2 separate regions of the Homo sapiens genome follow, and region 1 is linked to region 2. A link is an interaction called in ENCODE POLR2A ChIA-PET data of the cell type or tissue named here. Cell type or tissue: PC-9. All regions are shown on one strand. Links, peaks and the distances in the headings refer to the core of each region. The heading gives the core; the rest is flanking DNA. Region 1 overlaps LOC102723334 (a long non-coding RNA gene). Region 2 overlaps CCM2 (CCM2 scaffold protein).

The links. Peaks named below come from ENCODE experiments on the same cell type or tissue, not always from the same donor. Only the 100,000 strongest peaks of a DNase experiment are listed, where the experiment ranks them.
Region 1: POLR2A ChIA-PET joins it to region 2 with 6 read pairs; 23 of 35 experiments call an interaction of 5 or more read pairs at or near these places.

Annotation. Positions count from the first base shown.
Region 1 is chr7:44,989,584-44,992,504 of GRCh38, forward strand. It overlaps LOC102723334 (a long non-coding RNA gene), which reads right to left. Exons shown (of 4, transcript XR_428139.4): 4 at 2,111-2,921. Among named protein-coding and RNA genes, the nearest start is that of SNHG15, 4.3 kb to the left of the region's middle. RefSeq lists an enhancer at 1,358-1,912. In PC-9, for the core only: no CTCF peak of the experiment used is centred there; no DNase peak of the experiment used is centred there.
Region 2 is chr7:45,047,313-45,050,233 of GRCh38, forward strand. All of the region lies in intron 2 of CCM2 (CCM2 scaffold protein), which reads left to right. Among named protein-coding and RNA genes, the nearest start is that of NACAD, 40 kb to the right of the region's middle. In PC-9, for the core only: no CTCF peak of the experiment used is centred there; a DNase peak (open chromatin) is centred at 1,629; H3K27ac peaks cover 2,260 bases.

The sequences.
Region 1 (2,921 bases), core at 238-2,737, 58 kb before region 2:
GGATCACCTGAGGTCAGGAGTTCCAAGACCAGCGTGGCCAACATGGTGAAACCCCGTCTCTACTAAAAATACAAAAATTAGCTGGGTGTGGTAGTGCATGCCTGCGGTCCCAGCTACTCAGGAGGCTGAGGCAGGGGAATCGCTTGAACTCAGGAGGTGGAGGTTGCAGTAAGCCGAGATGGCGCCACTGTACTCCAGCCTGGGTGACACAGCGAGACTCCAGCTCAAAAACAAACAACAAAGAGCCAGGCGTGGTGGCTCACACCTGTAATCCCAATACTTTGGAAGGCAGGTTAGGAGTTCAAGAGCAGGCTGGCCAACATGGTGAAACGCCATCTCTACTAAAAATACAAAAAATTAGCCGGGCATGGTAGCACACGCCTGTGATCCCAGCTACTTGGGAGGCTGAGGCAGGAGAATTGCTTGAACCTGGGAGGCAGAGGTTGCTTGAACCCAGGAGGCAAAGCCAAGTTTGTGCCATTGCACTCCAGCCTGGGCAATAGAGTGAGACTCTGTCTCAGAAAAAAAAGAGAAGGGGAGATGCTTACTTATTATCAAAGTAATTAGAGGCCAGACATCGTGGCCTGTAATCCCAGCACTTCAGGAGGCTCAGACAGGAGGATTGCTTTAGCCCAGGAGTTCAAGACCAGCTTGAGCAACATCACAAAACCCGTCTCTACAAAAAGTTTAAAAATTAGCCAGTCATGGTGGCGTCCGCTGATAGTCCCAGCTACTCAGGAGGCTGAGGTGGTGGGAAGATCACTTGAGCCCCAGAGGTTGAGGCTGCAATGAGCTGTGATTATGCCAATGCATTCCAGCTTGGGTGACACACCCAGACCCCGTCTCAAAAACAAAACAAAAAAAACAAAATCTGAAAGGATGCCAAAACATAAAAATCACATTATCAGTTTAATTGTGATTTTGCTGGGAAACTGCATGAGACTGGCACAAAGAGAGAAACATGACAGCAGTATTTTAACTGCTTATCAGAATACTAAAAATAACTTTCTTCAAACCCACATCTCAAATGAGTAATTCCATTGTTCTTCCAGGCCAACTAGTGACGCACGATATTTTTCTTCTTAGTTCAGCTAAAATCTGGGCTCTTGTCTCCCGATCAGGAAAAATTAGGCACATGGACACATTGAAGGGTCAGAATGTATTAAGTGAAAAGAAAGCCCTTAGCAAAGAGGTGGTCCTGCCAACAGGCTCCTACTCCACAGACTGAATATCAGGCCACCATACTGGAGCTGAAGAAGCCCGGCTCCCCTGCATAAAGCATGAATTCCTGGTGGCTCCACCCCATTTCCCCAGTGCACATGTAGGCCTCTAATCTGAGCCACTCCACACTGATTTATTTCCCTTACTGCACATGTGTTAAGGGATAGAATTTTTCACTGTAGGCATGTTTAGGCAAGCCCCCTGTGCATAATGACCTGGATGGCATTTGGCTGTCTCCCGCCTCTATCAGTAGCATATTTAGGGGAGGAAAGATGAATTTTCTTGCTACCCTTCTAAATTCTCAGCTAGAGTCCTTGTAACAAAAGATAGATTTTTTTTTTTTGAGACAGGGTCTCACTGTGTCTCCCAGGCTAGAGCACAGTGGTGCTATCATGGCTCACTGCAACCTCCACACCCCCAGGCTCAAGTGATCCTCCCATCTCAGCCTCCCAAGTAACTGGGACTACAGGAGCTTGCCACAACACCTGGCTATTTATTTATTTATTTTTGAGACAGAGTCTTGCTCTGTCACCCAGGCTGGAGTGCAGTGGCATGATCTCGGCTCACTGCAACCTCTGCCACCCGGGTTCAAGCAATTCTCCTGCCTCAGCCACCCGAGTAGCTGGGATTACAGGCGCTTGCCACCATGCCTGGCTAATTTTTGTATTTTTAGTAGAGGCGGGGGTTTCACCATCTTGGCCACGCTGGTCTTGAACTCCTGACCTTGTGATCCACCTGCCTCGGCTTCCCAAAGTGCTGGGATTACAAGTGTCAGCCACTGCGCCTGGCCCTAATTTTTTAATTTTTTATTTCGTAGAGATGGGCTCCTGTCATGTTGCCCAGGCTGATCTCCAGCTCCTGGGTTCAAGCAATCCTCTTGCCTTGGCCTCCCAAGATGTTGGGATTATAGGCGGGAGCCACCATGCCCAGCTCAAAAGATTAACAGGAGAAAAACAAATGGAGCTATATTAACATGTATACTTTGCATATACATGTGAGATGCCCAAGAAAATGAGTAATTCTCAAAGGAGTGGCTTAGAATTCAGGTTTAAGTACCATCTTCAGCTAAAAACAAAGAAGGGAGTGAGGAAGGCCAGTTTTGGGAAAAAGACCCGGAGAAGCACACAAAACAAGTTGCTGCCTTCTCCATTGATAAGGGTCTCTGGTGATTTAGAGTCAACTTTCTCTTCCTGGTACAGAGAGGGAGACACCCTTACAAAGAGCGATTTCTTTTAAGACTGTGAGTTTCTCTTTTTTTTTTTTTAGTATTTATTGATCATTCTTGGGTGTTTCTCAGAGAGGGGGATTTGGCAGGGTCATAGGACAATAGTGGAGGGAAGGTCAGCAGATAAACATGTGAACAAGGGTCTCTGGTTTTCCTAGGCAGAGGACCCTGCGGCCTTCCGGTGTTTGTGTCCCTGGGTACTTGAGATTAGGGAGTGGTGATGACTCTTAACGAGCATGCTGCCTTCAAGCATCTGTTTAACAAAGCACATCTTGCACCGCCCTTAATCCATTTAACCCTGAGTGGACACAGCACATGTTTCAGAGAGCATGGGGCTGAGGGTAAGGTTATAGATTAACAGCATCCCAAGGCAGAAGAATTTTTCTTAGTACATAACAAAATGGAGTCTCCTGTGTCTACTTCTCTCCACACAGACACAGCAACAATCTGATCTCTCCTTCCTTTCCCCACATTT
Region 2 (2,921 bases), core at 322-2,821:
CCATGTCCTTTGGTGGATAAATGGTTAAACAAAATGAGGTCCATCCATGCCACAGAAGACTATTCAATAATACAAAGGGCTGGGCATGGTGGCACCTGCCTGTAGTCCCACCTACTGGGGAGGCTGAGGCTGGAGGATTGCTTGAGCCCAGGAAGTCCAGGCTGCAGTGAGCCATGATCATGCCACTGTGCTCCATCCTGGATGACAGTGAGACCCTGTCTTAAAGCAACAACAAAGGAACAAACTACACAGCAACCTGGATGGGCCTCCAGAGAATTATGTTGAGTGAAAAAAGCCGTTCCTAAAGGTTTCACACTGTATGTTCCTTTCTGTAACATCTTTGAAATGACACAGTTGCTGAGGTGGAGAACAGATTAGGGTTTGCTAGGGGTGGAGAGAAGTAGGTGTGCCTATAAAGGGCAACAGGAGGGGTCCTCACAGTGATGGGTGCTCTGGCTGTGTTTACATCCATGTCCTGGTGTGATGTGCTGTAGTTCTGCAAGATGTCACTGCTGGGGGCAATAGGGTAAAGGGAGCGATGGATCTCCCTGTATCATTTCTTATAATAAGAGAATTTACAATTACCTTAAAATAAAAGTTTAATTATAAAGAAATTGCAATTTGACTACTACTTGGCATGTCAGTGAGAGAATGTAGATAATAAAATGATGTAAAAACTAAGTAATGATTAAGAAAAATTATCTAAGTTGTAAGAAAAGAGAGGGAAAGTGGGAATGGTGATACAATTGGAAGTCAATATCTTAAATTGATAAGCAATAGGAATATAAGCCCATTATTTAGAAAAATGGCTCTAGATCCTAGAAGAATCAGAAGACTTCAGTGTGGCTGCCTCTTGGAAGTGGTTTGTGGATGGGGTTGTCCCAGTTAGTAAAGGAGATTGTTGTTGTTTTGTTTTACAATTTTTTGAACTTTATTTGCCTTTTTAAACTGTATACATTTCATAAAATAAAAACAATCACAATAATAAAATCCACCAGTGATAGGAGACATTTAATCCCACATACTCCAGTGTGGTGTTTATGGGAAGTATTTTGTTTTTAGAATGAACATTAATGAACAAGTTGAGAGGGATTTAATAGTAGCTTCTGTTTTGGAATGCTTACTGTGTGCAGCAACACTATTTAACATTTTAAATATATTTTTCTCATTTAATCTTCACAAAACCTTCATAAAGTAGAAACATTCCTCTGGGAGGCCGAGGCAGGCGGATCACGAGGTCAAGAGATCTAGACTATCCTGGCCAACATGGTGAAACCCCATCTCTACTAAAAATACAAAGATTAGCTGGATGTGGTGGTGTGCACCTGTAGTCCCAGGTGCTTGGGAGGCTGAGGCAGGAGATTCGCTTGAACCCAGGAGGTGAAGGTTGCAGTGAGCCGAGATTGTGCCACTGCACTCCAGGCTGGTGACAGAGCAAGACTGTCTAAAAAAAAAAAAAAATTCTTTCTGTAGTTTCCATCACAAGCTGACATTTTCCCCAGTAGGATTTGGTGCAGTGCAAGGCTCACGTGGGCTCACCTAGTGACTATGAATGGACTCATAGCAGGCTTGCTGTGTGGTTTTAATAATGGGACAGGGTAATTAATCACATTTGTGATAACAAACCCAAGAAGCTCTTCTCAGATTTGTTATTATTTTTTGAGACAGGGTCTCACTCTGTCACCCAGGCTGGAATGTAGTGACACAGTCATGACTCACTGCAGCTTCAACTTCCCTGGGCTCAGGTGATCCTCTCACCTCAGCTTCCTGAGTAGCTGGGACCACATGTTGCACCATCACACCTGGCTAATTTTTGTATTTTTTTGTGGTGATGGGGTCTTGCCATGTTGCCCAGGCTGGTCTCGAACTCCTGTGCTCAAGCGATCCTCCTGCCTCGGCTTCTCAAAGTGATAGATTACAAGTGTGAGCCACCATGTCCGGCCTATTATTTATTTTTATCTAATTGAATATGTAATTTATGTACATGGTTCAAAATTCAAATGATAACAGAGATTCTTGGTGAAAAGAAATCATGTGCACCCTCCGTGGGAGGAATTGCTGACACCAGCTTCTTGTGTCTTTACAGTCTGTCCATATATGAGCTTACACATGCATTTGTTTCCCAAATGATTACACGGTATACACTGTTTGCACCTTGCTTTTTACACTGAACAGTGTATCTTGATTTATCGCCGAGTGTTCACATTAGCACACATAAAACTGCCTCGTCCATTTTAATGGTTGCATGATATTCCATTAGATAGCTGTGTCATATTCTATTTAACCAGTGATTTATTAATACATATTTAATTTATTTTCAACTGTTATGTATGTTTTACTGTACCTATAGGATAAATTACAAAAGTGGAGTTTCTAGATCTAAGGCTAGGTTACTTTTTAATTTGACAGACATTTCCAAATTGCTCTTCATAAAGGGTTGAAGTCAGTGCATACGTGAGGACTCTGTGAGTGTGCAGGCGGCCCTGTACCTCTGCAGGTTCTTCACCTGAGTCAAGCAACTGTGGGTTGAAAGTATTCAAAAAAAGAACAATAAAAAAACCACTACAACAATAAAAAATAATACAAATTTAAAAAATACAGTGTAACAACTATTTACATAACATTTACATTGTATTAGGTATAAGTAATCTAGAGATAATTTGAAGTACAGTCTTGGCCATATAACAACATATTGGTCAACGACAGACCACACATATGACAATGGTCCCATGAGATTATAAGGGAGCTAAAAAATTTCCATTGCCTAGTGACATAGCTGTCTTAACATTGTAGCACAACGCATCACCTTTTCTGTGTTTGAATGTATTTAGAGTCACAAATACTTACTATTGTGTTACAGTTGCCTGCCTGCAGTATTCATACATTAACATGCTGTACAGGTTGTAGCCTGGGAGCAATAC